Linked DNA regions of Homo sapiens: region 1 is linked to region 2. The links are chromatin loops, found by intact Hi-C in ENCODE. Cell type or tissue: right lobe of liver. All regions are shown on one strand. Links, peaks and the distances in the headings refer to the core of each region. The heading gives the core; the rest is flanking DNA. Region 1 overlaps LOC107984901 (a long non-coding RNA gene). Region 2 has its middle 140 kb from the start of TOX3.

Region 1 (4,407 bases), core at 295-4,294, 110 kb before region 2:
AGGATGGAAATGACTTTGGTCAAATCAACCTAAAACTGAAAAGCCAAGAAGGAAAAAACGATGTTTATATAGTTGATGTGAATCAGTTCAATCAATTCCTACAGGTCATAGACTTCTCCTTGTCTCAGAGCCCAGTAAATATTACTGGAGAGAGAGAGAGAGAGAGAGAGAGAGAGAGAGAATGAAGAAACTGCCAAAAAATGAACAAAAGAGGGAATGAAAGGAATGTCCATCTATGCAAGCAACTCTTGGTTGCAATATTACCTTTTTCCATATCACAGAGGATGTTTGAAGAAAAATATTACTTCTAAGTGCATAAGCACTGACCTGCTTTAATAATTCAGATCAGAGTACAGGTTCTAAGATCTTCCAGAATGTTGCATTAAAATCTAAGATACACAAGGCAGGAAAAGGTATAGTCAAATTCGAGGGCACAAAAGTCAGCCACCATGGGTGGGCTGGAAAGGGGTGAGGGGAGTTCTCCCTGCAAAGTGCCAGGGAGAAGGTTTTGCTGATGCCAGAGAACAATGGAGACAGGGAAGAAGTAGGGAGAGTCAGAGGCACCTCAGATTAGTTTGTTTTTCCTTCCTATAGATTTCTATGTGTTTGAAATCTTTGAGACCTTTTTTCCCCTTTGTCTTCTGAAACACATGAAAATGTTCAGTGTAATGCATTTGTCATCAAGGCAGATAAAGCACATCTGCAGTCAGCCAAGAATAATGTAGCAATGGCCCAATTGTGTCTGGGTCTGCATTTGACTAGCTGTATGCAGTTCTCCAACCTGGACAAGGTCAGAATGAGTTCCTATCACCAGGCTTTATCAAGTAGCCATGAGTCTGGACAAAAGCAAATCATGCGTGTTCACTGCATCATTGTTTGCAATGCTGAAGACTGGGAGTGGCCCAAATATTACTGGAAGGGGAATTGATACTTACACTATGGTGAATTCAAATAATGCAGCTCCATGCAAAGCGTTCAGGCAAAACAGCTAGATCCATATGGAGTAACATGGCTAAATTGTACACATTTAGTGACACATGTAACTGTAATATAATTATTTATGTGTGTTTTATTTATAAATTATATACATGTTCAATCATACTAGTATATTTTATACCTTCTAAAGTATATACTAGATGAAAATAAAAAAGAATGAGATGAAAAATAAAAATGAAAATATTTTTTTGTTGACCCCAGTGGATTATGTTGCAGACATAAAATTTGAAGACCATAGCTCTCATATATAGTGTTAACTGAAAGGGACACAGTATCTAGCATTTCCTCTAGCAGAGGCATTGGCAAACGTTTTCTATGAAGGGCCAAATAGTAAATATTTTCAGCTTTTGGGCCAGACAGTCTCTGTCACAACTGAAAATACTCAACTCTGCCCTGGTAGTGTGAAAGTGGCTGTGGCAATATGTAAAGAAATGCACATGGCTGAGTTCCAATAAAACTTTGTTTACAAAAAGGACTGCCTTTAGAATTTCACCTGTGGGTCATAGTTTTTTGACCACTGCTCTGGTAAAATATCATTTGTATAAAAGCCAAAAAACACACGCAACTTACTTGAAGTTTTCACAACTGTATAAATGTTTAACACTGAACTTGTATTGACAGAAAAGGGGAACAGAGTTCATTGCATCAAATTCCTGTTTGACAGCAGTAATGGTCATCTGTGTACTACTTAATGGCTTACACATTACTTTCTCAAACCTTATCTCTCTTGATCCTGATGATGACATTTCCAGATAAGGAAGGCAGGTAATATGATTTCCATTAGACTGATGAGAGAGATAAAAGGCCACAGGGTTGGTTTATAAGGTCTAGAGCCAAAGCTGGAATCTAGGACACGCGGCTCCACAATCTCATCTGAATTTGACCAAACCACATTGCCTTGATTCTAGAAACATGTTTCCAACCAAAATTACCAAGGCTTCACATGAACTCAACATCCTCACCAGCATGTGGGTCATGGGAGTGTGCTAAGCGTCTAGAATGCAGGGATATGGATTGAATTGTTGATATTTTATTTGGGAAGTGTAAGTCCCCAGTGGTGAAGGGGAGGGAAAGGAAATGATGCAAAGTATCTATGGAGATGGCCTCCTGGATTGACCACTGGTTCACAATGAGCCACGATGCAGCACAGCAGGACCCCAGAGTCAGTATATTTGCTTGGCACTCTGGACTTTTCCAGAAGAACTGTAAGGAGGGACCATATCATAGAGATGAGAGGGGAAAATTGTCTGTTTGGCTCTTTCCTGTCCTTTGCTTTCCATTGATTTCAATGGGATAAAACAACATAGAAATTTCAGTAATCTTATCCTATAAATTTTGGTAATCTCCATTAGTGCTGTGGTTCAATCTGAGAAGACTATCACCGGGGCTTCTGTTATGATCCCATGGGCAGTTTCTTCAATCACCTACAGGAGATAAAAGGGTGAGTGTTATAGGATGAAAATATCACCCTGCTTTGTATATGTGTGTATTTTTAAATGAAACCTGTAGAATTGAAAAATTCAGAAAGTTATAAAGGATGTTGTTATAATTATCAGTGTATCTAATGGATGATGTCAGAACTATTGAAGTATCTACCTTATTTGTGATAATATATATTTTAAGATAATAAAACATGACAGGTAAAGATGAAGTCTCTTATGTTTTCCTCCCTATGCTTTCTTTTGAGGCAGCTGTTCCCATGAGTCTGAATGTATATAGTCCATGTTTCATACTTTTCCTATTATGTGTTTATGTTTGTGTATAGATATCTACACACATATAGTAGGTGTATATATACAAGGGAATTTCAAAAATTTCAAAGAAACTGCATATTGTAAATAAATTATGCATGCATGGAGTTTGAAGTTTTTTAGCAACAAAAGAAACTCATGCTAACTTGTAATAACATGTCTGAACAGGATCTACTATGAGGCACTAAGAAGGATAAGACATCAATTTGAAAAGAGCCCCCATCAAAGCAACAGAATTCTGCAAAAATTGAGTCAAGAAGAAAATATTAAATTTATGGTGAAGCTGAAGTGGAAAAATGGGGAAATCACTGATCCTTTATAAAAAGTTTGTGAGGACAGTGCCCCCAAAGAAATCAGCAGTTTACAAATGGATAAGTCATTTTAAGAAGGGATGAGATGATGTTGCAGATGAAGCCCACAGCAGCAGACCATCCACACCAATTTGCAAGGAAAAAATTTATCTTGTTCATGCCCTAATTGAAGAGGACTGATTATTAACAGCAGAAACAACAGCCAACATCATAGGCAGCTCACCTAGTCCAACTTACACAATTCCAACTGAAAAATAAAAGTTGAGCAGTTTCCCTCAATGGGTAACAAAACATTTGCACCCAGGTCAGCCACAGACAGAAAGAGAACCTTCAATGGAAATTTTAAACAAGTGGGATTAAGATCCTGAAGCATTTCTCTGAAGAACTGTAGCAGGAGACAAAACATGGCTTTATCAGTACCATCCTGAAGACAAAGCACAATCACAGCAATGGCTACCAAGAGGTGGACATGGTCCATTCAAAGCCAAAGCAGACAAGTCAAGAACAAAGGTCATGGCAATCATTCTTTGGGATGCTTGAGGCATTTTGCTTGTTGACTTTCTGGAGGGCCAAAGAGCAGTAACATCTGCTTATTATGAGAGTGTGTAGGGAAAGTTGGCCAAAGCTTTAGCAGAAAGAAACCCAGGAAAGCTTCACCAGAGGGTCCTTCTCCACCATGATGATGTTCCTGCTCATTCCTCTCATCAGACAAGGGCAATTTTGCAAGAGTTTTCACAGAACATCTTTGGGCATCCACCTTACAGTCCTGATTTGGCAACTTCTGACTTCTTTTTGTTTCCTAATCTTAAAAAAAAACCCATAAAAGGCCCCCAATTTTTTCTCAGTTAATATTGTAAAGAAGACTGCACTGATGCGGTTAAATTCACAGGACCCTCAGTTCTTTAAGGATCGACTAAGTGGCCAGTATCATTACTTACGAAACTGTCTTGATTTTGATGCAGCTTATCTTGAGAAATAAAGTTTATATTTTATATTTTAATCCTTTAATTCCATTTTTTCACAAACTTTTCAAAGTCCTTTTGTATAATAGTGTGTAGAGTACATATATATATTGTATGGTAGAGTGTATATATATACAGTGTGCACATATATGTATTTATGTGTATGTATGTGTTTGTGTGTGTGCATATATAAAATACCTAAATAAGAGAAAAACTCAAATGCTTAACAACATGATACTATTCAAATAAATTAAAGCCAACCCACACTATGAAATATTACATAGAAATTTAAAAAATTATAGGCAGAACTATACATTCATGAAAATATGTGAGTTTTGTTATTAAATAAACCAAAGCAAGTTACTGACCAGTAAGTATTGTCTGATG
Region 2 (4,407 bases), core at 275-4,274:
GTGAACAATTAGACATTGTTACTTAGCAGTTAGTTAATGACGTCCTGGACTGTTCTCAAATTTGGAAGTGCTTGGGCTCGTCTTATTAATCATAAGCCTCAGCAGTTCAGAAACCTTGTTCTCTATCTTCCCTGCCCCTTTTTCACCATGCCTAGCAAGAGTTTATATTCATAGCCAAAGCTAAATACTATAAACTGGTGTTAATATTTACTGGAAATAAAGTTAATTTAGCTAATGAGCTCTAAATACAGTATATAGCTTTTTAACCATGCAGTGTTTAGGAAACACTCCCTGAAATCTTGGCATAACTGAGAACTAGATGGGACCAAACAGCAGCTGGGAAATAGCACGTTGTAAGTGCAGGCTACCCTCAGTAGCAGATTCTCATTTTTCTTACCTTTGATTTTCCACCTAGTAAACCATGGATTACCTTAAAAGAAAGGGAGGGATGAGTAGCTTGGCAGACAAGAGACTTACCTCAGACCCTTAGGGTTGGGGATATCTTTATACCTCTGTGTGACCTCTATTCTACCCTAGTGACCTTTGCTTCATGGTCATTTGAACCAAGAAAGGAACCCATTTCCCATGTACAGGCAATTGGAAACAGTATTGAGCACCATGGACTCTAAGAAGATGCACCTGAACACGAACCAGCACACAGAAAAAATAAAATAATTGGAATTTTTTTTAATTCCATGCTTCAAAGACTTCAGTTTTTTTCCCTCTTCTGCCCTGTTAGAAGCTTCCACTTGTGCTTGTAAGATTCGTGACTGCAACTGCCTTAATAAGTTCTTTCTCTTCCGAGCAATGAGTTGATCCAGCCTTGTTTGGTACATCTGTTATAACACATCGCAGACTCTCATAATTATTCTTTTATGTAATTCTACACATTCTGATTAGCTGTGTCTGTTCCAGGCAAGCAGTAGGAGTGTGCTAAGTGCCCCTCATTCAAAAAGAGTTCTTCAAAACAGTACAAAGTGAAATTAAAGTAATTATTAAGTCATAGAAACTAAACACAATTCCATAATAGGCAGAGGGCTGGCAAATAACTAGCACACTACAGTCAGAGAAATGTGTTCAGGACTGCTCTCTGAAATACTTCCTGGTATCAGGTTCTTGGTAATGACACAGAGTGAGTGAAGAGGAAGGAAAACAGATTCGAGGGCCACTTTAAGATTTAAAAGGAGCCTTCTCCTCAACACTGATGGGGAACTCAAGAAGCAGTGTTCAAGAAGAAGAGATGGGTGCAATACTATGTCTAGAAAAGCCTGCCTTCTTGAGCTCATCTCTTTAGCTCTCATGCATATTCTGTGGACCAAGAAGTTTTTAGTATAGAAGAGACAATTAAATTCCAGCTTTTCACCATTGTACCTCTTGCACCAGAGTGAGTAATAGGGCAGAGTGCAATAGACTTAAATTAGATTGCAGCAGAACATGTGTACTGACCTTTTCTCAGAGCAGATCTATTTACTTTATAATGCAGTTCAACTTGTAGGAACTGATGTACTCCTAGCTGGAGTAAAGGTTAAGAAATATGTGCATCTTAATTCATCTGGATTTCAACTCTGCTCTAGTCTTCTGCTTATTGTATAGACCAACATGTGCTGGCCCCAACAAAATGGAGAAAGCAACATGATTTGGAAGTTAGTAATGCATGGGCCCCTCTACCGCTTAGTGCAGTGGTTTTCAAAGTGTGGTTTTAGGCAGGATTGTCAGTGTTACCTGGGGTCTTGTTAGGAATGTAAATGTTGAGGTCCTGTGCCAAACCTACTGGGTCAGAAACCCTTTGTTTCAACAAGCCCTTCTGATGCATGTTAATATTTGAGAACTGTGTGTGTGTGTGTTTGTGTGTGTGTGTCCCCTCCAAGTGCTTTTGATGTGTAGCCAGAGTCAATAATCACTGATGTAATTTCCTGTCTCCTAAAAAATGGAATGCAGCAGGTACCACTGGTGACACACAAATGTTAAGTGGTAGACAAGTAACTTCGCATGATCTGGAAGGTGTGATTTAAAATGGCAGTGGAATGTAATTTTAAATAATATTGAATCTCTTGGTGAAAAAGTGAATCTTTTTCTATCCTTGTCACTGTTCAAAAAAACTTTGTTTGTTATGAACAGAGACTCTATTTTCTCTCTAACCTTTGTTAATCTTCCTTTTAAAATAAAGACAGAGCAGGGCCCAGGCTCAGAACCTCTAGTATTCAACAGCATCAAGACATAATATGATTAATATTATTAAATGTTATTTGGGTTGTGTTTATGGGTTGCTTTTTATTTATGTCAAATGACACTGTTTTTCACTATATGATAGTGATGTATATTTTTCCTTTTAATTAACTTTTTCTCAAAGAAGTATGAAACAATTTAAAAATACATATTTGGCAAGTCATTCAAATAATATATGGCTATCAGGAACTCACTTACAAGACAGAGAGGGAAGGCAATTTCTTTGGCAGTGTTCAGTCATTACACATTATGCCTAATTTCCAGCACCGGCTCCATCTCTATCTCCAGGCCTCGACCCTCAGAAAGAGGACCTGAAGCCTGAGATATTTGCCATCAGTGAAGAAAAATTTCATTATGGTTACTACACAATTTACTAAGATAGAAAAGTGACTCATACATTTCAGAACAATGTGTCATCACAAAATTTGAAATCAAAAGGGTTCTGAATTACCCAGATGATTAAAATGTCAAAAATAGCCCATTCCTCAAAATTCAGGGTAATTGAATTCGGGTTGATCTTGAAAAAAAAACTTAGATTTTTTTCATTTTTATAAAAGCAATGAGATTTTTCAATATAATATTTGGAAAAAATAGAAAGAAGAAAAATATCACATCATCCATTGTTATATTCCATAAAGAGACAGTAGTACTATTAAGATTTTGGCCAGTTTTCTTCCAGTCCTTTTTTCTCCATTTAATTGTCACACGCACACACACACACACACACACACACATATATATATACACACACAATTCTGTGCCTTACTTCAGCATGAGAGTATAACATTTTCTTTTATATTTTAATTAGAGTTTTATTGTATAGATAATAGAAAAGTAAATAAATCACTTTTAATAAGGGTCTCTATGACCACAATTTCAGTACAAAAAGTACATCTTTTGGGTTGCTTTTGGCTGCAAATAACAGAAAACCCAACTCAAATTGGCTGAAACAATAAAGATATGTATTATCTCACATAACAGAAAACCCAAAGTGGAGTAGATTATTCTACAATGACCGGCTTGACAGTGACAATAGGACCTGGGTTCCTACATCTTCCTAGTGTGAGCTTCATCCTCAGACTGGTAGTAAAAGGGTTCAACAGTTCTAGGTATCAAGGCCAGTTTCCCATGGGAAAAGAAAAAATAATATTTTTACTTAGACCTGTCTTAGAAAAGAGAAAATGTTCTGCAGAAATTCCCCAACAGACTTCCCCTTACCTCTCATGAGATGGAGTTGGGTGACATGCTCACCACTTCTGACCCAGTCATGGGTCAGGGAAAAGAACTTTACCTGATTGGCTTACCTCAAATTCCTTAGGAGGTGAATCAAGTACCTTTCCCTCCAAAAAAAAGGAAAACAGATAGGGAGGTCTTTTTAGCATATTGACATAACAAATAATGTGGTGCAACGTTTAAAGAAGATATTTAACATTTCTCAGTGGCTAATTGATTTTACATAGTGCATAAAATCTAATGAGCTTCTAGTTTAACTCCTAGTCCCTCTGTGTTTTAGTCCATTCTCCTTCTCTGTCTTTATTTACTCACCATTTCCAAGATAATTTTACATTCTAATCAGTCACTATTTTCCCTTGTTTCATAAGTACACATTTTCTTCCCCAATGATGTCCTAATCAGGTTTTACTTCAATTCCCATTCCATATCCAACTCCTGATATTTTCTTATATTTGTAGAGCATCTCTTAGGTAAGCAGAATTTCCCCTCTACCTTTATGGGTTTACCTCCTACAGTAAACATGTCTTGCATTTGTCTGTCCAACATTTACTCCCCTAGTGTCTTGCTGATTGCACCCCACATTTCCATGGAGAAATACACTTCCCCTACTTTCAATCCATATGACTCAAATCTCCAGTCAACAGAGAATCATGATCAGACAGTAACAATGAATACTTCAAGGATGGACAATTGGGTCGATTGAAGTCTGTTAGCCTGAATTCCAGGACTTTTAGAACTGATTTGCTTTTTGTTTGGGTTGCTAATGGGATTTAAATCTGGAAATCCTGGCAGCCATCTTGCCACCAAAGAGACAGCCTGCCTGGGAACGAAGCCAACATAAGTTAAAGAAGATACAAACCAATAGGTGGAGAAGATGAGACTAAACTCTCAGAACAACACTGGATTCCATGGAGCCAGCCATGCTCGAAACACATTCACCTCTGGACT

The links. Hi-C counts contacts between places; a loop is a spot of excess contacts. Peaks named below come from ENCODE experiments on the same cell type or tissue, not always from the same donor. Only the 100,000 strongest peaks of a DNase experiment are listed, where the experiment ranks them.
Region 1: a loop joins it to region 2, with 10 times the contacts of the local background. A loop is called at or near these places in 1 of 110 quality-filtered maps.

What each region holds. Positions count from the first base shown.
Region 1 is chr16:52,295,421-52,299,827 of GRCh38, forward strand. LOC107984901 (a long non-coding RNA gene) reads right to left here. Exons shown (of 6, transcript XR_001752185.2): 5 at 4,389-4,407; 6 at 1,587-2,420. Among named protein-coding and RNA genes, the nearest start is that of CASC22, 39 kb to the left of the region's middle. RefSeq lists an enhancer at 2,191-3,390. In right lobe of liver, for the core only: no CTCF peak of the experiment used is centred there; no DNase peak of the experiment used is centred there; H3K27ac peaks cover 1,611 bases.
Region 2 is chr16:52,406,869-52,411,275 of GRCh38, forward strand. No RefSeq gene overlaps it. Among named protein-coding and RNA genes, the nearest start is that of TOX3, 140 kb to the right of the region's middle. In right lobe of liver, for the core only: no CTCF peak of the experiment used is centred there; a DNase peak (open chromatin) is centred at 1,873; H3K27ac peaks cover 2,285 bases.